Regions from separate parts of the Mus musculus genome. Here region 1 is linked to region 2. The links are chromatin loops, found by intact Hi-C in ENCODE. Cell type or tissue: left cerebral cortex. All regions are shown on one strand. Links, peaks and the distances in the headings refer to the core of each region. The heading gives the core; the rest is flanking DNA. Region 1 holds the start of Gm41306 (a long non-coding RNA gene). Region 2 overlaps Gm35248 (a long non-coding RNA gene).

Evidence for each region. Hi-C counts contacts between places; a loop is a spot of excess contacts. Peaks named below come from ENCODE experiments on the same cell type or tissue, not always from the same donor. Only the 100,000 strongest peaks of a DNase experiment are listed, where the experiment ranks them.
Region 1: a loop joins it to region 2, with 2.2 times the contacts of the local background. A loop is called at or near these places in 11 of 42 quality-filtered maps.

Annotation. Positions count from the first base shown.
Region 1 is chr15:38,360,625-38,370,700 of GRCm38, reverse strand. It overlaps Gm41306 (a long non-coding RNA gene), which reads left to right and starts at 4,620. Exons shown (of 3, transcript XR_875178.1): 1 at 4,620-4,795. In left cerebral cortex, for the core only: no CTCF peak of the experiment used is centred there; DNase peaks (open chromatin) are centred at 5,354 and 5,853.
Region 2 is chr15:38,307,610-38,317,685 of GRCm38, reverse strand. All of the region lies in intron 1 of Gm35248 (a long non-coding RNA gene), which reads right to left. Among named protein-coding and RNA genes, the nearest start is that of Klf10, 12 kb to the right of the region's middle. In left cerebral cortex, for the core only: no CTCF peak of the experiment used is centred there; no DNase peak of the experiment used is centred there.

The sequences.
Region 1 (10,076 bases), core at 1,122-9,121, 53 kb before region 2:
AAGCTGGCCAGGACTGTGCTCTCTTTCTGTGGGAACCTCATGGAAAGATCAGTCACAGTGAGCGTGTGACACAGGCCTGGCTCATAGAGAATGCTAATGAGGACTAACTGCCATCATTTCCTGCTCTGGCTCCCTAGACCTTCTGCCCCCCATCACTTCTAGATTGTCCTTCTAGCTTTTAAAGATGCACCAAGCCCTCCGGATTATGTCTTGATCGGGCTTCCTTTTTTATTTTCTCCCATCCCACCCAGACTTCCCAATGCTTCTGCTATCTGCCAGCACTTTCCTGCATCTCCCATCATTCCCTGGTCCTCGGTGTCTGCCCTCTGGTCCTACCACAGTTCTGACTTTGTCCTTGACAATACCAAAAACCTACAATGGCCTGGCCATGGTGTTGCATTCCTACAATCCGCAGAGGCAGGAGGGCTGAAAGCTCAAGCCAGCCTGCGATACTTAGCAAGACTCTGCTTCAGAATAAGCCTAATGAGCCTAGCCCTGGGCTGTCTCTGGGCTGAAAATGGAAAGGGCTCTTTATCCTTGACTTATTGATGTGTTTGTCTCTGGTGGTCACTCGTCCCTTTGTAAGGGTGTGTGGTGTAGCCCAGTGCCTCCTCCTTATCTGTTGTCCAGTTCTTCTTGTGGTCCTTTCCCTCAGTCTTTTGCTCCTCTCTGCTGTTGTTGAACTTGTCTTCAGCTCAAGGGTCTCTTCTGCCATTGCGCCTCTTTGAGGTGATCTTAGCAGCTCCGTGCCACCTGCTGTTTCTGGCTATACTGTACTTGGAGGTAGATTGTTATGCATTCTGCCTGTTATGGATGGAGTCCTCTCTCTGCTCATATTTGCATGCAGAATCCATAACCCCAAATGTGACCATATTTAGAGACACGGCTTTTAAGGAGGTAATGAATAGGTAAAGCAATAACAGGAAGAGCTACAATCCAACAAGATTGGTATAATTATACAAGAAGGAAGGGACAACAGATCCATCTCTATCCAAAAAAAATGGGGCAGGGCATGTGAGGAAGGTCTGAGTGAGAAGATGTCTGTCTACAAATAAAAATACAAAGGCCTCCCCAGAAACCAGCCCTGGTAATTTCTTGGATTTCTTTGTTCTAGGACTGTGATATACAATTTGTGGCTGTGTGTGTGTGTGTGGGGGGGGGGGTGTTACTCAGTGTATGGTATCTTGTTATAGCAGTCTGAGGCAGACAAGTGTAGGGGATAACTTAGCATTCTGGGACTCCACTTGGTTTGGTCTATGTATACATTGCTCTTCTAATAATGCAGCCTAGAACCCTCTTCGGCATGTGTTATGTACATGGGCCCCTCTTTGAGCAAGGTACCTGGCAGCCAGTTAGCAACAGGATCCCCCACCTACATCAAGTTGTTAATAATACCTTCTCCAAACCATATACCTTCCCCATTCACAAAAATTCTATTAAAATGTATTCAGAGCACATGGGGGTAAGAAGGTAGGGTGTGATATAGCCTGGAGTGTTTTGGGGTACATGCTCAATAAGGTAAACCATGTCCTGTCAATGAAGTTTTAGAAAGAATCCCTATTTACCATCTATGCCTGAGAATAGATTAGGCAGGAATATGATTAAAATCAGGTGTATTTGGGCTGTAGAAGTATGTTAATGATTAAGAGCACCGACTGTTCTTCCAGAGGACTCAGGATCGATTTCCAGCACCAACACAGCTAACAACCGTCTTTAACTCCAGTTTTAGGGGATCTGCTGTATTTTTTGGCCTCCACAGGAACTGTGCGCGTGTGGTAACATAGACATACACACCCATGTACAAAAAATTAAAATAAATAATTTAAAATGTTAAAAAATGAAATCAGATGCACCACGGAAGGCTACGTGAATGAAGCCTTAGTGAATGAAGGCTTATATAATCTAAGTGTGCCAATCAAAGCAGAGCCACATAGGCTATGTTCTTTAGCAATCAAACTCCTCTAGAATCCCACGAAAGAATCCCACTGGGGTGCTGAAGTACTCACTCTTGTGGACTAGTGTTAATCCTAACAGTCTTCTCTTACCTGTAACATCACTTCACTTTTGAATACTTTCCTTGCTACTCTGTAGTTTGTGTGTGCTTTTATTTCAGTTCCTTGAGTAAAATGCCAAGAACCTGGGAACACCCAGCCCAGACTGCAACAGGCAGGCACAACAGCTAAGGTATTTCCTAATCACATCTCCTAACTTCGGCTGCTGGCACGCACTGCAGTTTAGAGGCTGAGGACGGCAGCTCACCTTTGTGTGGAGCAGCTCTTCAAGCTGCACTTGGTTCATTGGCTTTCCTGGTCTTGACTGAGCTGACTGTGTATCTGTGACCAGCTGTGAGGCTGGCTGGACACTTGCTTGGGACAGTGACCTCAGTTAGGAGGGCTCGTGTTGACTCTGGAGAGTCTCTCATGGGCTAGGTCTTATTCATGGCAGGGGAGCAATGTGCCAAGAAAATGAACAGGGTAGAGGTTGGAAAAGAAAGGCTTTCAACCAGAGTCAAAGGTCTGGGCCTTTTGAGCACATCTGGTCAGTTAGCAGTTGGCTTCTAAACAGAAAGGAGTTTGGTTGAAGAGCGAGGACTGTATAATGATAAACTGCAATATCTGGCATACTCAGGTACTGATAGGGTTTGAGGTCTGAGGATGCACACAGATGAGAGAAACCTGTTGTCCCTGAGGTGTCTGCTTTGGTGACCTGGGCACAAAACACCTCACACACAAAGCACTCAGGCGCTTCCCAAGATGTTCCTAGATCCTGGCTTCAGGGATTTAAACTTCAGCCTACTATTGAGCCAGGGCAAGTGACATAACAAGGCACCGTAGCAATACCTACCATGTTGGCTGTTCGCAGATTAAATATTACATGGAAACTGCACTGACATGCCAAACATCTTATAAATACCTGCTATTATTCTACTGCCCCATATAATCCTGTCCACCAGGTAAGATTGTATCTCCATTTTACAGGAAGCTAAGTCTTGGCATGTTCAGTAATTGTGCGTATTACTAGTATGCGTGGCTAGCATGGGGTGGCCTGGCTGTTGGCTGCAGCGGCCGGATCTCTGGAGATCCTTCCTTTCTGCCTTTCCCATTTAGCCTCTGTTCTTCAGCATGTAGAAGCATAGTTGAGGCTGAAGAAAATGACTTTGGTTTTAGAATGTAGATTTAAGTTATCATCAGGACAGCCAGCTAAAGACATTAGCTGATTCAGCCATTCAATTTGCACAAGCATGGAGTGTCTTAGGGTTTTTACTGCTGTGAGGAGACACCATGACCAAGGCAATTCTTATAAAGGAAAACATTTAATTGGAGGGTGGCTTATAATTTCAGAGGTTTAGTCCATTATTGTCATGGTGGAAAGCATGACGGTCTGCAGGCTAAGATATTGCTGTAGAAGGAGCTGAGTTCTACATCTTGATCCACAGGCAGCAGAAGGACACTGTGTGCCACCCTGGGCATAGCTTGAGCATAGGAGACCTCAAAGCCCACTCCCACAGTGACACACTTCCTCCAACAAGGCCACACATCCTAATAGTGCCACTTCCTATAGGCCATGCATTCAAACACATGAGCCTATAGGGGCCATACCTATTTAAACCATCACAGGGAGTATAGAAATTACATTATAATCTCAGAACAGGTGGGAGCCATAGCTGGGTAAGATCATGCAGAGAGGTGGCATGTCATGACAGCAGAGGGGTCCTGGGATAAACATGAGTGGATGGTGGAAGAGAGTCCTGTAAAGGAATCAGGTGAGTAGGCAGAGAAGGGAAGGCGGAGAACGGCCACACATCTGAGTTCCCCTGGGAGAGTCTCGGTTTATGGGGGTGAGCTTGACATGGTTATTAATTAGTGTCCCTTTTCACTTTAAACAGTGACCCAGTTGGGATGATAAATTACATACTCACCCTACTTCAGAGGGTCGAGGAGAAGCAGAGCCCCAGGGAGGAGGAAATGTAGACAAACACCACAGAAAGGACAAGGACAACCTGCTCCACTTGGATCGGATGTGGCACACCAGTGAGCTCGAAGCAGGAAGAGTGGAAGAGAGAATGTGGTGTGCTGAGCCTTTGCTGTTGAAACACCCTGTTGTCTACGGAATTCATGCTCAGGAGCCTCAGAATCAAGTCATCCCCACCCCATCCCCTACCACATTTTAAAGAAGTTTATGATCTTGTGCTTGGCTGCATTCACAGCTACCTTGGAGTGTACACCGCCCATGTTGGACATAGCTCATGGCGTCAAGCTGAATCTGAACAAAAGGTAGTAGAGGTAACAGATGTACATGACCGTCAGCAGAAGCCCAGCTGCCGTCAATGGGGAGGCAGCCATGGGACTACACCAACTTCCTAGCTAGCCCCCATTAGGGGTGGAAAAGGAGAAAGCCATTAGACAGAGACATTGATGACAATGGGGGCATGCTGTAGCTGCTTGTATTACAGATAATGCTAATTATGTTCCCCCAAAACTGTTTACACGAGAGGGTCTGCATGGAGCTTCTGGGAAACTGCCCCCAGTTGGTTCTGACTGGTAAATAAAAATGCCAACAGCTAATAGCTGGAGGGCAGACAGAGGTGGGACTGGGGGGGGGGGGCAGGCAGTGGGGGGAGGAAGAAGAAGAAGAGGAGGAGGAGGAGGGATCCGCCATGCTTTAGGAGAGGTGAGGCATGCTGGGAGAGTGTGCAGAACAGAGAGGCATGGCCGCCATGTGAAGGGGGCCAGGAGAGGTGGCTCAGATGGCTGCTCAACTGTGTTGGGAACAACCAAGATGGAACACAGAATTGGTAAGTAGTAACTTGGGACTGGGGGGTGGGGGGCAGGTAGATTCTAACAACATGAAGGTAGGCAGTGGCCCAGCTATTATGCTGCTTAAGGCATATTAAAATATAAAGTGTGTGTGTGTGTGTGTGTGTGTGTGTGTGTGTGTGTGTGTGTGTGTTTCATTCGGGAACATAAACCTTTGAGGAGGGTAACAAACACATTGCCAGGATTTGCCAATTAATAATTAATTCTACAGGATGCTGTGGAGGTCTTTGGACTTGTGGAGGTCAAGGTCTTTGGAGAGTCAGAAAAGAAAGCAATATTCCAGACAGATGGAGAGGAGCCTAGAAATCATGTTGAATTTTTAGGAAGAGATAAGCTAACCAGATGGTGGGTCGCTGGTGAAGGAGGTGGTGATGGCGGTGGTAAGCCAGCCTCCTGGTCTGTAGATGCATGCTTCATACAGCTTTGTTAGAAGGTCCTCAACCATTGTGAAGATGTCCTACTTCTTTGAACATAACCCTGGTGTTCAACTTACTCTAAAATCCATTCTGTCTGGCTCCCCGCTGATCAGTAACTCTTAAAATAGCCAGCATGGCTGCCTTTCCACTCACAGCTGCTCATAGCGTGCTATAACTTCCGAATCTGGAAATCACCTTTGAAATGAACAGCTTCTCATACTTTCTCAGGAGGTTCCTTAATCCCTTCAGAGTGAACGTCACAGATCCATGCCTGGAGTCTGGCTTCCAGACAGGAACTCCAGGTCACCGCTGACACTGGGACTGAGGCTAGCTTCAGGGCATATGTTTTAGAATGTACCTTTCACTTCTGCCATGATGTGACTGGAGTTGTCCATTCCAGGTTCTCAGTGTGAACACTTGGCCCCTAGTTGGGGGCTTTATTTTTGGAGGCTGTGGAACCTTTAGGAGGTGGGTCCTCTGCAGAAGTAGGTCATGAAGGGGAGGCCTTTGAAGGGGTGAAGGTGTTTCTTGGTTCCGTTGATTTCTTTTTCCGAATCGGCTGTGATATGAACAATCTGCTGCACACTACCACTGCCACGATCTGAGCTGCCACAAGCAAAGTTTGCATCTGGATAATTCTGAGGAGTTGGCAGGATTTAGAACACTCCAGATGACTCCCCCACAGAATTTTGGATGAAGATAGTGAAGACTTTACTGTTATTGAGAGATAACTTCATGATGGCCGTTGTAAAAGCAGCCCCATCGTGGTTCACATGGAGATCCCAGGAGTCAAGGGACCCCTCGGGTGGTCTGCCTTCCAATCTCGAGGATAAATACCCAAGAAGAAATAGAATAGATGAAGACATATAACCTGAAGAAGAGTTGATGGGGAAAGGGAAACAGGCAGAGTGGTGCAAGTGGATTAGACCCTAGACAGAGATGAAGAGGAACTTTAAATGAATAAAGACAACAAAAAGTAACTGACAGAATGAGAGAGGATCCCCAGATGTCCTGGTGTGGGTCCTGATGCTGGAGGCAGAGGGGATCTCCTGGCAGGAAGCTCATCTCTCCTCTTCCCAGGGCCGTCCTGATCCCTTATCTAGTGTTGGGCTGCCACCAGCCCTGGTTTGAATTACACTTCCTCTCCCTAGCACTCACTATCTTGAGCTATCTCTGACCTGTGTCTCTACTGTTCACTGGCCACCTTCCCTAGTGGTCTCAGCTACTCCAGTGGCACTTCATCTGGTTATTCTAAAATTATCTTCCCACCCCTACCATGTGCCAGGGACTGTCAGCTGAGGGAGACAATGGACAACAAGCAGATTCAGCCCTATGTGAGAGAGAGAGAGAGAGAGAGAGAGAGAGAGAGAGAGAGAGAGAACTGAAACAAGCCACCGCTGTATCGTGAGAAAGTTCAATGACACATGCCACCATTAAGCCAAACCCAGGGTAACAGCATCATCGTGCCCAGTTGTGTAAGCTCCTGAAGCCCAGGGCTCTTTCACCTCTCTTCTCAACCTGCTTACCTTCCCATACGCTGAAGCTTGGGCTTGCCCATACCCGTCCAGCATGGCTTCTTAATCAGCCTGTTGCATATGCAGCCCAATCCTCCTCTACACAATTATCTGAGTTTTCTAGGGTACAAGCAGCATCATGGTGCTCCCAAGTTAAAACTGCTATAAAAACTTACAGGAGAGGCCAGCTGCGTCCCAGCAACTGCAAAGCAGAGGCAGCTGTACAGAAAGTGCCGGATTAGTCAGGGTATGGAGTCAGACCCTCTCTTAAAGAACAGCAGGACGGCTCAGGCTGCAGCCTGCTGACCTGAGGTTGAACCATGGGCAAGAACCAATTTTTGCAAGTTGTCTATTGACTTCCACACCTAAGCCATGAGATGCCGGCACACACACACAAAGTAAATAAAATATACAATAAAATACAATAAACTCAGAGGCAGGCGGATTTCTGAGTTCAAGGCCAGCCTGGTCTACAAAGTGTGTTCCAGGATAGCCAGGGCTATACAGTGAAACCCTGTCTCGAATCCCCCCCCCCCCCAGTACAATAAATTCTTTTAAAAAAAAAGATTTATGTATTATTATTTGTAAGTTCACTGTAGCTATCTCCAGAAGAGGACGTCAGATCTCATTACGGATGGTTGTGAGCCAACATGTGGTTGCTGGGATTTGAACTCAGAACCTTCGGAAGAGCAGTCATTGCTCTTAACTGCTGAGCCATCTCTCCAGCCCAATAAATTCTTTAAAGCAACAAATCTAACAAAATTCAAACCAACAAACAAGCTTTAGGAACAAAAGGAGAAACTGAAAAATTCGCTAGTGGTAAAGGAATTAGGTTAAAGATTTCTAGTGTGTGAGCAGAAAATAGACACACACATATGCATGAGTGGGCAAACCATGAAAGACTTGCTAAACACATAAATAATATGGTGGAAGCAGAGTGTATCCTTTCCCTCTAAAAATAGAGAATGTAAATGCCTGAGAGCCAGTGCTAAACTGGACACACTTTAGGCCATAAAGAAATCCTTAATAAACATATACTCCTCTCTGGCTGTAATAGAACAAGGCTATAGCATAATAAAAAAAAAGTCAAAGTCGGCTGGATGGTGGCATCCCATGCCTTTAATCCCAGCACTGGGGGGTGGGGGAAGGGCAAAGGCAGGTAGAACTCTAAGTTTGAGGTCGTCTAGGTCTACAGAGTTAGTTCCAGGGACATCCAGGGCTACACAGAGAAACCTTGTCTTGAAAAAAAATTCACCTTGAAGGTCAGTATCACCTTGAAATAATTTTAAAATGTATCTAAAATAACTTGAGTTTTAAATAAAGCAAACTCTAAATTGTAGATTATTTAGAAAATAGTAATAAGCCCTCTTAAAAGATTTATTTTCATATATGTGTCACATGTGCAGGATTAGGAGCGTGTCAGATTCCTGCAGCTGTAGACAGTTAGGACCTGTCTAATGTGGGTACTGGAAACTGAACTCTGGTCCTCTGGAAAAACTGCAAGCACCCTTAAGTGCTGAGCCATTTCTCTAACCCTAATAAAGTCTTTGAAACAACAAAATGCATATGTCAACCTTTTTCAGGACTCCCTTCTCTTGGTGGCCAAGGATGCTCTTTCTAGTTTCACTGATCTGATGACCCATTCACAACACTCTGGTGTCCAGAGTGTCCTCCACACGCTCTACGGTTTGTCTTTCTTTCTGTTTTTACACAGCTGACATAGAGCCAAGGCTGCTCTTGAATTGCAGATCATCTTGCCGCTCTCTCCCAAGTGCTAGAATTACAGGCATGTGCTGTTGTATCTGGTTTATGCAGTGCTTAGGCTCAAACATGAGGCTCAATGCATACCGAGTGCTCTACCCACGAAGCTACACCCCAGCCTCTCCAGTACCTGGGGCTGTTGGCTTTTCATCTCCAAAGCTTGTGTACATATGCCTGGACTGTTATCCCTTCTTTCCTGCCTAGGAAATTCCTAACGTCCAGCATAGTGAAACAGGTCTTATATTCTTAACTCTCTGTGAGGCTGAGGCAGGTGGATCTTGAGTTTAAGGCCAGCTGGGGCTACACAGATCGCCTTAAACAAAACCAAACCTCTCTTATTTGTTCTCAACTCTCTCCTCTTCAGAACTGTTGCCCCACATCCCCCATAGTGCCTTTCTCTGGAACCCTCTTGAGTGATAATAGAGCTTCACTCATGTCCTCAAGCCTGGTAATTTCCACAACATCGATGCCAGACCCCTAAGTTCCCTGGCATCTTCTCCTACTTTACTGGAAGTTGGAGGCTCCCCACCCCACCCACACACACCCCAAAGCAAACATAGCTTTATTAAGAAAAAGTGACAAGGAACCTACCCTGAGAGTAGAGGGGCTCTGAAGGAGGAGCACTCTGGGTGTATATTTTGTGGGCTCTTTTCCTCAGCTGTTCTGGCTCAAACTCCTCTCCAAGTTAACTGATTCAATCTGGCTTCTCTTGGATTCTCATTGAATTGCTCTGCTCTGCCTCAAACTAACTCTGGCAATCTTTTCTAATCTCCTGGCTCCTTCTTATTCTCTGGCTTCAACAGCCTCTGCTGCCCTGCACTGAACTGCGTGAACTCAGGAACAAGCTCAACTCCACTGCACTCACTCAACTGAACTGCACCAAATTCCTCTCTGCATTTCCTGAACTCAACTGAACTGTGCTCACTGAACTGTCCTCCCCCCGACTCACTCTGCATTGCTCTCTTAAGCAGCCACTCTTTCCTGTCTGTTCTGTGAGTTGGGTGTATCCTGCCTCTGACTCATTCTGTCAAATCTTTCTCTGATTCCTCACTTTGTCTGCCCCTCAATTAGATGTCACATTCGAACATGGCTGCTTCCTTCTACAAAACTAACTTTACCTTCAAGGTATGTACTAAGGGCCTGTCTGTATTCCAGCCAGATCATACTGTAATCCAGGATATGTTGCCCTGAATAACATCTTGGGACCATATCTTTGGATGTTATTCCTTGCCAGAACAGTCATATTGCTGGATTAAAATTCCTCACAGGTTCCTTGTGTCCTGAAATGCAAATAGAAGGTTTGTGTTATCTATCTATTTATCTATCTATCTATCTATCTATCCATTTATCTATTTATTTTTATTTTTAAGGTTTTGTTACTTGCCCATCCCCATGAGGGCTTTGTGCAGACTCAACTGGGGTAGTGGTTCTCAACCTTTGAGTCACGACCCCTTTGGTGGGAGGTCACATATCAGATATCCTGAATATCAGATATTTATGTTACTATCATACCACTAGTAAAATTACAGATATAAAATAGCTACAAAATAATTTTATGGTTAGGAGTC
Region 2 (10,076 bases), core at 1,439-9,438:
TGAGCTAGTCAAGGCATATTAAAATTAACAGGTGTGTGTGTGTGTGTGTGTGTGTTTCTTTCATTCTCAAATCCACAGGACTCTGGCGGGTGGCTGAGAGGGCCACCCACCTAGAGCACAAAGCAGTTTAACTAATTATTGCTACACTCTGCAAGAGTACACGTCTAACCACTGAGCTACCTCTCCAGCCCTGAGATATTTCTTCTTGGACAAAGTCCTATTACTAGAGCACTTTAACTACAATCTTCCTGGAATAGTTTGTGGGGCTCCTGAAACTGCAGAGCAATTCTCAAGTCAGACATAGGAACCATCGCCTTGACTTTCAGCCACCACTTAATGGATTCTTGAGATTTCAGAACTAAGAAACTATCCTGGGGCAAAAAAAGAATGGCCTTCTAGGTAAAAACTTCGTTGCTTGTGGTCAAACACTTTCACAAGGCAATTCCTTCAAGTTGTAGGTAAGAAAACTAGAAGGAAATAGATGAATAACCTCAGGCAACTTCACTTTCACCTTGTTGGCTTCATTTTACCCACGACCCCAGCTTCTAACCCCCAGCTGCTGTCTTGTCTGGACTGCATATCTTGTCTTGTCTGCATATCTGAGGGGTGCTGTCTGTTTGAGTTTCTTGTTATTCTTCTTGTTATTTTGTTCCGTTTTGTTTTTGAGACAGGAACTGGTGTAGCCTAGACTGACCTTGAACTCCCTATATAGCCCAGGCTGGCCTTGAACTCAGGCCTTGATCTCTGTTTTCCTGAGTGCAGAGATCAGAGGGTTTTGATCATCTTGTCCAGCAGTATCTGAACATTTTTACTAACTCCTGATATCTGGACTAAACTGATCTAACGAGGGATTGTGGAGGGAGCTCAGGTAGTAAGGTTGCAATACAATGGTCATTCTAACATTTGCAGTGGGTTCCACTTTCCCACGTCACCACCCTCCACAGAAGCCCTTGTCTCCCAGCTGTTTCCTCACAAGAATCTTGTTTCTCCTCTGCCCTTCTGACAGTGTGCAAAGCCCAAATGCCTGAAAGGCACAGGTCAGTGCACTCAGACCCTAGTTCTGGGCAGTGGGCAAAGGTGGGGGAGAGGAGAAGGGAGAAAACCCACTTAGCAGCTACCAAGTGTGCTAAGCCTGCAGACAACACACCAGTCAGTGGGCCTAGTGGCCAAACATGCCAGGGAGCTGGCCTGGCTCCTGTAGCAGACCACTCCCCAGCTGAAGTTTCAATGCATCCTCTAAGGCTTGGAATCTACCTTGGAACAGCAGAAGTTAACCACTCTAAGTCCCAGCTAATGACTAGCACTGAAAACCATACAGGGCTGTGCTGAGAACACCTTCGCCTTCAGTCACTCTCCCTCGGCCAGGGTTGCGGGGAAGGGTCTTTTTATTCCATCTGGGTAGGAGTGTTGGGTCCCCAACCAGCCAGGGTGCTGGTGAGAAGGCATTTTTCCCTCTTTGTAGGGGCCTTAGTGATTCATGCTGATAGTCCCAGCACTCAGGAGGCAGAGACAGGAGGAGCTCTCCTGAACACAAGGCAAGTTTGCTCTACATGGTGGGTTCCAAGCTGGTCAGGGGTATGAAGAGAGACTCTGTCTCACTCAGAAAAACAAAATAGACTTCTCTTTTGTAAAACATGATTAATCCAATGAGAAGAGCCTATTGTAGAAACCTCAGGCCTGATGGCAAACTGCAGTACTGTAACACTCTGTCACCGGCTGCACACTCTGCCACCAGCTGCACACTCTGCCACCAGCTTAACACTCTGCCACCGGCTGCACACTCTGCCACCGGCTTCACACTCTGTCACCGGCTGCACACTCTGCCACCGGCTATACACTCTGTCACCGGCTGCACACTGCCACCGGCTGCACACTGCCACCGGCTGCACACTCTGCCACTGGCTGCATACTCTACCACTGGCTGCACACTCTGCCACTGGTTTCACACTCTGCCATCGGCTTCATGCTCTGCCACCGACTGCACACTCTGCCACTGGTTCCACACTCTGCCACCGGCTTCACACTCTGCCACTGGCTGCACACTCTGCCACCGGCTCTGCCACAGACTGCACACTCTGCCACTGGCTCCACACTCTGCCACTGGCTGCACACTCTGTCACCAGCTTCACACTCTGCCACCCGCTTCACACTTTGCCACCAGCTGCACACTCTGCCCTTTCATGCTCTCTTTCTCTTTCTTTAATTTTATTTCTATGTATTTATTTCCTCTGTGCATGCGAAAAAGCAGCAATGCCACTGTGATCATGGACAAGCCAAGCCTTCAGGGCTTGGTTCTCTCCTACCCGGTACTTGTCTTTTTAAAATTATTTACTTTTATGTACTTTAGTGTTCTACCCAAATGTGTATCTGTCTGTATGAGGGCATCAGATGCCCTGGATCAGGAGTTACAGACAGTTGTGAGCTGCCATGTGGGTGCTGGGAATTGAACCAGGGGCCTCTGGAAGAGCAGCTGTTCCTCTTAATCGCTGAGCCATCTCTCCAGCCCATGTGATTGTATTTGTAATAGCAAATAATTTGACCTAGTTCATGGTGTTAGGCTTGGTGGCAAGGGCTCTTACCCACTGAGCCATCACACTGGGCCTGTCTTTAATTTTTTTTTTTTTTTTAACTTTTAGTCAGAGTCTCAGGAAATTTCCCAGGCTGGCCTTGATTCACACATAGGCCTCGGCCTCCAAGTTTTGGTCCTTGCCTCAGCCTCCCCAGTAGCAGAGATTATCAGACCCCAAGGCTTGCTGTACTAGGTTTTGCATCAAAACAGATCAGCCTGACTGGTTACCTCTCTCTCTCTCCAACCTGTTCCTCCTCCACCTTCCAGGCTAGGTCCCCTGAATTCTCCTGCAAGGCTGTGGTGGAAACCTCCTGGAGAACTCACCAATAGCAGATACTAATTACAGTCGGCCTTGGGGTGAGGACTCTGATGCTGTTACTTGGTCAGTTTCTTAGCAGATGGGGACTCGGTCATGTACAACATGGGAAGCCAGTGTCTGCCTCAGGCTGCAAGGCACTCACTGGGCATGCATCGCTACCACCACTCCCCTGCACAGTCTCTGGTCAAACTTCATGTGATTCTCCTTGCCGACCCAAGCCATGTGAATCTGCAAGCTGATCACTTCAGTCACACCTAGACTCTGTTTGCTCTCAACCACTTGGTGGTAGGTTGGGGGTGGGTGTTGAAAGGGCCACACTGCTCCCCTGAGACACGGCACCGGTTGATGCCTTTCCCAGCAGTGCTGGAGAGTTCTGCACTCTTGGCTGAATTGTTCTCTCCTTCTAATGTGACATTCCTAGAGAGAATCGGAGAAGAACTGGGAGCAAATTAGTCATACAGGGAGTCTAAGAGAGCCACCAGCAAGGGGCTGGAGGGAACCAGCTGACCTGCAAGGCGAAGAGGTGTGACACAATTCCTATTACAAATACAAAATAGTTCTGGGTGCGGTCGTGCATGTCTGTAATCCCAGTATTTGGGAGACTGACACGAGATGATTAGCATGTATCTGTTTGAGGCTGGGACCCCAAAGTTAAGGACAGACCAGCCAAGGCTACATAGCAAAACTCTGTCTCAAAACAAAACAAACAAAAGAAAACTGCAAACTGTTTTTTTTTCTTTTTCTGCATACAAGTATTTCGGTCTCCCCTACTTCCAGAAATGATCTCACTCAGTCTTTGCCCTCACTCTCTGTGCTTGATTGGCTTGGCCAGAGGATTATTTGGCTTGTCTGTAGCCAGTCTTCAGCATGGCCTGGCAGTGGTAGGCAGAAAAGGAGAGAGATGGATGCAAGAGCAGCGTGGTCTACAGAGCAGAATCCTGCCTCACGGAAAGTTCTGCCTCCCTCTTACTCAGTAAGCACCATCAGGCCAGAGGACCGGGCAGAACACTAACCATACTGACGGTAACAGTTGTAGAGTACTTTGAACCCCTGCTATAGCAGCTCAGGGATTGCCTAGGACACTGTGGGATCAAAATGCAGAATCATGGGACCTGATCTGGACCTATTATATGAGACTCTGCTTCAAAGCTGGACTTGGTTGAGCACATCTGTAATCCCAGCAACTTGGCCAGCAGAGGCAGGAGAATCTCAAAGTCCGAGCCAGTCTGAATATAGTGAGACCCTGTCTTAGTTAGGGTTTTACTGCTGTGAACAGACAACATGACCAAGGCAACTCATAAAAACATTTAGTTGGGGCTGGCTTACAGGTTCAGAGATTCAGTCCAGTATTATTAAGACAGGAGGCGCTTGGTGGTGTCCAGGCAGGCATGGTACAGGATGAGCTGAGAGTTCTACATCTTCATCTGAAGGCTGCTAGCAGAATACTCACTTCCAGGCAGCTAGGATGAGGGTCTTAAAGCCCACACCCACAGCGACACACCTACTCCAACAGGATCACACCTACTAAAAGTGCCACTCCCTGGGCTGAGCATATGCAAACCCATCACAGATCCTATCTCAAAAGCTCCCAGGGCCTTTGTATAGTTGATCGGTCCAGCCCTTGCCTAGAATGCACAAGGCCTAGGGATCACCTCTAGCACAGAAAACAAAATCACGGGCAGAGGAGGGACCATCTGTTTTTGCAAGACCCACAAGATATTTAGAGTACATAGAGGCTCGAGAAACCATGCTTCTGTTTTTACCAAAAAAAAAAAAAAATTATGATTGACTGTTTTAAACCCTTCCCAACACCCCTGATTTCCTAGTGTCATTCCCAGTTTATCACCAAGGAAACAGAGTAGCCTGAGAGAACCTAAGGGACCCTCACAGGAAGGTCTGCAGACTATGCCTCTCACATCACGCTTTGTTTATATCTCCTTCCCCCGTTTTTCTTCACTCCCAACTATAAACAACCAGGAAGAGTCATTCATTCTCAGCCCCAAGAGTTTGTTAGTCTTGGATGGACCAAAAAGGTGCACGGAAAGTGGGTCTCGGTTCTCATGAGTTCGTGCTGTCTTCCTGAAACCAAACACACTGCTTCTTTAGCCTTAATCCCTCTCCACCTTCAAAGCAACTCTGAGTTAGGGTGTTGTGTCTGAATGTTTGTGAACCCCCAAATTTATGTTAGAATCATATCTCCTGAAGTGACAGCAGTAGGAAGGGGTTTGTTGGGAAGGGAATGCAGGTTGATGGCTGCAATACCATGAGAAGAAGAGAAGGAACTATCATAGAGAATGGTCCTTACCACACTCTGAGTTTGTTGGTACCTTGATGGTGAGCATCCCAGCATTTCAAAACATAAGCAATCAATGTCTGCTGTTTACAGACAAGGACAGCTGGGTCTTTGTGGACAGCATGAACAGAAATGAGGGAGCCCTACCTCTGAGTGAGCGCTGCTGTGTTCAGTCTCTGTTCTTAAGGCTGAGGAATGTCACTCAGGGTATCCTGTGGGGAGAGATGGCTTAATGACTAAGAGCATTGGCTGCTTCTAGGGAACCAGACTAAGGGTCCAGCTCCAACATGGTGGCTCACAACTATTGGAAACTCCAGTCCCAGGGGACCTAACACTCCTGTCTAGCCTCCACAGGTGCTGCACACATGATACACAAACGTGAATGCAGGAAAAACACCCCTACACATAAAATGAAACATGTTTTCCTTAACATTTTTGTAATTTTTGAGCTTATATTTTAATTTTTTAGAAGCTAAGTGGAATGATAAGGGGTCTCAAGACTTTACAGGGATCTGTGGATAGAATTTAGGGGCCTCTGAAGCTGACAGGAAGAAAATTAGTATCTTTATTTTCATTAAACTTTAACCAAACCTCAACATTTTCTTCCCTGTAATGATAGGAAACAAGCCTACAGTAGCATCGGCAGGCCTTGTGCCTTTGCTAACAGAAATCATGAATTTCAGTACTGTATGGAGGCCACCACACCTTGAAGCCTGCTCTGCCTCTTCACTGCTGTGCTTGCAAAGCCTCACTGGAACCTTGTGTTTGTAAAGAATCTCTGGAGTATTGAATGGCCATTTGATATTTGGATCATTTGATGACTGCCTCCTGGTAAAGTGGCTTCCTTTCCAAGCTTGTGGGTCTCACTTGCCTTTGGTGTGAGCCACTCTGCACTCATTGGTGCTGAGAGCAGCAGCTGTAAGTGCTAGACAGCCATAAGGGTGTGTGCTCATGTCCAGAGTGATTTCCTGGAAGACTGCACTCTGTGGCATAGCAGAATTGACTCCTGAAAGTTGTCCTTCAATTTCCACAAGCTCTCTGTGGTACACACACACACACACACACACACACACACACACACACACACACACACACACGCGCGCGCGCGCGCGCGCACGCCCCTAAACCTTAATAAATTACTATTTGTAACCTGTTCTTTCCCTTTCCAGTGCTGGGGATGAAACCTAGGACCCTGAACATGGCAGGCAAACTGCCATAGCATGGCTTCTTGGCGTGGAAGCTGAAGAACGCCAAAGGGGAGCATGGGTAACCTCTTCCCTTTCTCTGAAGCATCAACATTCCAAAGATTTCAAGCAAAGATGTCACGTAAGAGGGCAGGGCATATAGCTCTATGGTAGGAGGTTTATCTAGCAAAAGTGAGTGTGGTTCATAATAATAAAACACAACAACAATAATGAAAGTGCATATGTATCTCAGTGTTCTTATTTAGGAGTTGGGGGCATGGCTCAGTGTAGAGCACATGCTTAAAATACCACTGTTGGGCAGAGATCACATCCATAGTTTCCACTGGTGACTCACTGGGCACAAAAGAGAAGGCAGACATTTGGCCTCTGAATAGAATACCCCTGGACATCAGGCAAGATATCAGGATACTGAAGTCGGAACACGTAAGAACAGGTGGATCACGCCAAGAAACTGGAAACTCATCCTGTGACACAAATCCTAACAGTTCTACCTTCGTAATGTCTGATGTGCAGGGAGATGCTCACCGTGACTTAGGTGTTAGACATAACCAACAGGACCGGAGGTGTGGCTCAGCGGTACAGTGTTTGCCTGCCATGTTCAGGGTCCTAGGTTCCATCCCCAGCACCGGAAAGGGAAAGAACAGGTTACAAAGAGTAATTTATTAAGGTTTAGGGGCGTGTGTGTGTGTGTGTGTGTGTGTGTGTGCGTGTGTGTCACAGAAAGCTTGTGGAAACTGGAGGACAACTTTCAGGAGTCAATTCTCTTCTTCCACGGCAGGTTCTAGGATCAAACTTAGGTTGTCTGGCTTGAATAGCAAGTATCTTTATCTGCTAAGCAGCTGCGTAATTTTTTTATGGTTCCATATTTGTCTAGTATGCAGAAAGAAGGAAGTGAGAAGCCAGAGCAGAGACTGAAAATATGCATACTAAAATGCCAATAGTGGGTTGGTTCAGTAGTTAAGAGCATTGGCAAGATCCTCCAGAGGACCCCAGTGCAATTCCCAGCAACCACATGGCAGCTCCCAACTGTCTGTAACTCCTGTTCCAGGGGATCTGATGCCCTCATAATGTTCACCATTGCACTGGAAACAAAAATAAACAAGTTTTTTTTTTTAAACGTCAATTCCATTGCATTAAAAGGCACAATACACACAGGTATAATTCTGAAACTTAGAAGACTGAGGCAGGACGAGAAGCTGGAAGCCACTCTGTGATCCTGGCAACCCTTGAAGCTGCACAGGACCCTCTTAGCTCGGCCTTCCCAGGACTTTCAGACTTCGACAGCACAGCTTCATTTTGTAAAGCTCCAAGAGTGATGAACATAGTTTACTGCTTCATGGAACCTTGAAAAGCCACTTAGCTGGCTTCTCACTTCTCAGGAAGGTGAAGAGCAGGCCGGAGAGTGGACAGATGAAATTGCTTTGCCAAAAAAGCCCTCCTGCAGGTTGGTGAAGTAGGTCAAATGGTAGTGCTTGCCCAGTGTGCTTGAAGCCTTGCATTGGCTCCCCAGCCGTGCATAAATCTGAGTGTGGTGGTCATGCCTGTAACCCCAGTTCTCAGGAAGTGGGCAGAGGGGGGTCAGAAGTTTAAGGTTGTCTTTCTTTAGCTTCATAGAAAGTTTGAGGCCACCTAGGGCTTCATGAGACCCTGTCTCTAAAATAAAATAAAAACCAATTGAGGGGATGGCTGGGGGTGGGGTGGGGAGTGGGTAAGAGTGCTTGCTGTACAAACATAAGGACTTGAGTTCAAATCTTGAGAACACAAGTAAAAGTCTGTGTGCACTGGAGATCTGTGTGTTGGTATGGTATGGTATGACAGGGGCCCTGTTTTAACAGAACAAATTTACAGTGACAGTACAGAATACTTGATGTCCTTCTCTGGCCTCCACATTCATGCATGTGTGTACATACATGTACATGTGTGCATATACTACATTCACACTTCTCTCTCACACATACACACAGATACACACAGAGAGATGGAGAGAAAAAGAGAAACAGACATTCAAAATAATTTTTGATTAAAGTTTTTAATTAAATTTTAGTGGAGGGTCAAATTAGGCCTCCAAGCTCAGTGAGCCAAGCAACAGGGGTGGTCTCAGAAGCAGCAGGCACAGACACAGGCAAAGGTACAGGCAGAGGTAGAAGCACAGGCACAGGAAGCAGGCAGAGGCAGAGGTACAGGCACAGGCAGAGGCACAGGTACAGGTAGAGGTAGAGGCAGAGGCAGAGGCAGAAGCAGAGGCAGGGGCAGGGGCAGGGGCAGGGGCAGGGGCAGGGGCAGGGGCAGGGGCAGGGGCAGGGGCAGGGGCAGGGGCAGAGGCAGAGGCAGAGGCAGAGGCACAGGTACAGGTAGAGGCAGAGGCAGAGGTAGAAGCAGAGGCAGAGGCAGAGGCAGAGGCAGAGGCAGAGGTACAGGCACAGGCACAGGCAGAGGCAGAGGTACAGGCACAGGCACAGGCACAGGTACAGGTAGAGGCAGAGGCAGAGGTAGAAGCAGAGGCAGAAGCAGAGGCAGAGGCAGAGGCAGAGGCAGAGGTACAGGCACAGGCACAGGCAGAGGCAGAGGCAGAGGTACAGGCACAGGCACAGGCACAGGCACAGGCACAGGCAGAGGCAGAGGCAGAGGCAGAGGCAGAGGCAGAGGCAGAGGCAGAGGCAGAGGCAGAGGCAGAGGCAGAGGCAGAGGCAGAGGTACAGGCAGAGGCAGAGGCAGAGGCAGAGGCAGAGGCAGAGGCAGAGGCAGAGGCAGAGGCAGAGGCAGAGGAAGAGGCAGAGGCAGAGGCAGAGGCAGAGGCAGAGGCAGAGGCAGAGGCAGAGGCACAGGCACAGCTCAAAGCGCAGGCAGCAGTCAGAGGCAGAGGCTCTTGTGCACACACACATACACACACTCCAGTTTCTCCAGAAATGGGACCTCTTCTTCCCCTTTCCCTAAACCATGCTACCCCTGCAGGAGCTATAGGAAGAGGCCAGGATCACACCTGGGCTGCTGTCTACCACTGTTCATGACTCTCTGGGCCAGAGCTGGGCTGGGACGCTTGGCTCCTCTCCACGTGGTACTAGCTGGTCCCGAGAGACAGGATGGAGGCTCCCAGATAACCTTGCTCTGGTGTAGGTACACTTGGACCACTGCAATGGCTTCTGCTCCTCCAAATGACTGCTCACCTTCACACAGGCTCTCACTGTGCTGTAGGCTACCCCAAGTATTCGTGTCTAAAGGCTGATTTCCAACAGGATGAGGAAACTTCCAAGTCTTATGCAGACCTTGGCTAGGGAGTCCTCAGCACCACCTTTGACTCACAGTGTAAGCAAGTGATAGATAATGGCAGGTTCATGAGGATGCCATAGTAAGACCTATTATTCTGTATGACGACCTAAATTAAGAAAAAAAAAAGAATCAGATGGTGGTGGGGCACACCTTTATTCCCAGCAGTCAGGAGGCTGAGGAAGGTGGATCTCTGTGAGTTTGAGGCCCTCCTGGTCTACACAGTAAGTTCCTGAATAGCCAGGGGCTACAAGGAGAAACCCTATTTCATAAAAAACACCCCCACAAAAAGAAAAAGAAAAAGAAAAGAAAACCCAACAAGTGACACTTAGAATGGAGGTGGAGAGATGGCAGAGGCTCACGATGTAGTCCAGACAGGCCTCAAACTCATATAGTATAAGTTGGCCTGTAACTGTTCAGCCTCCT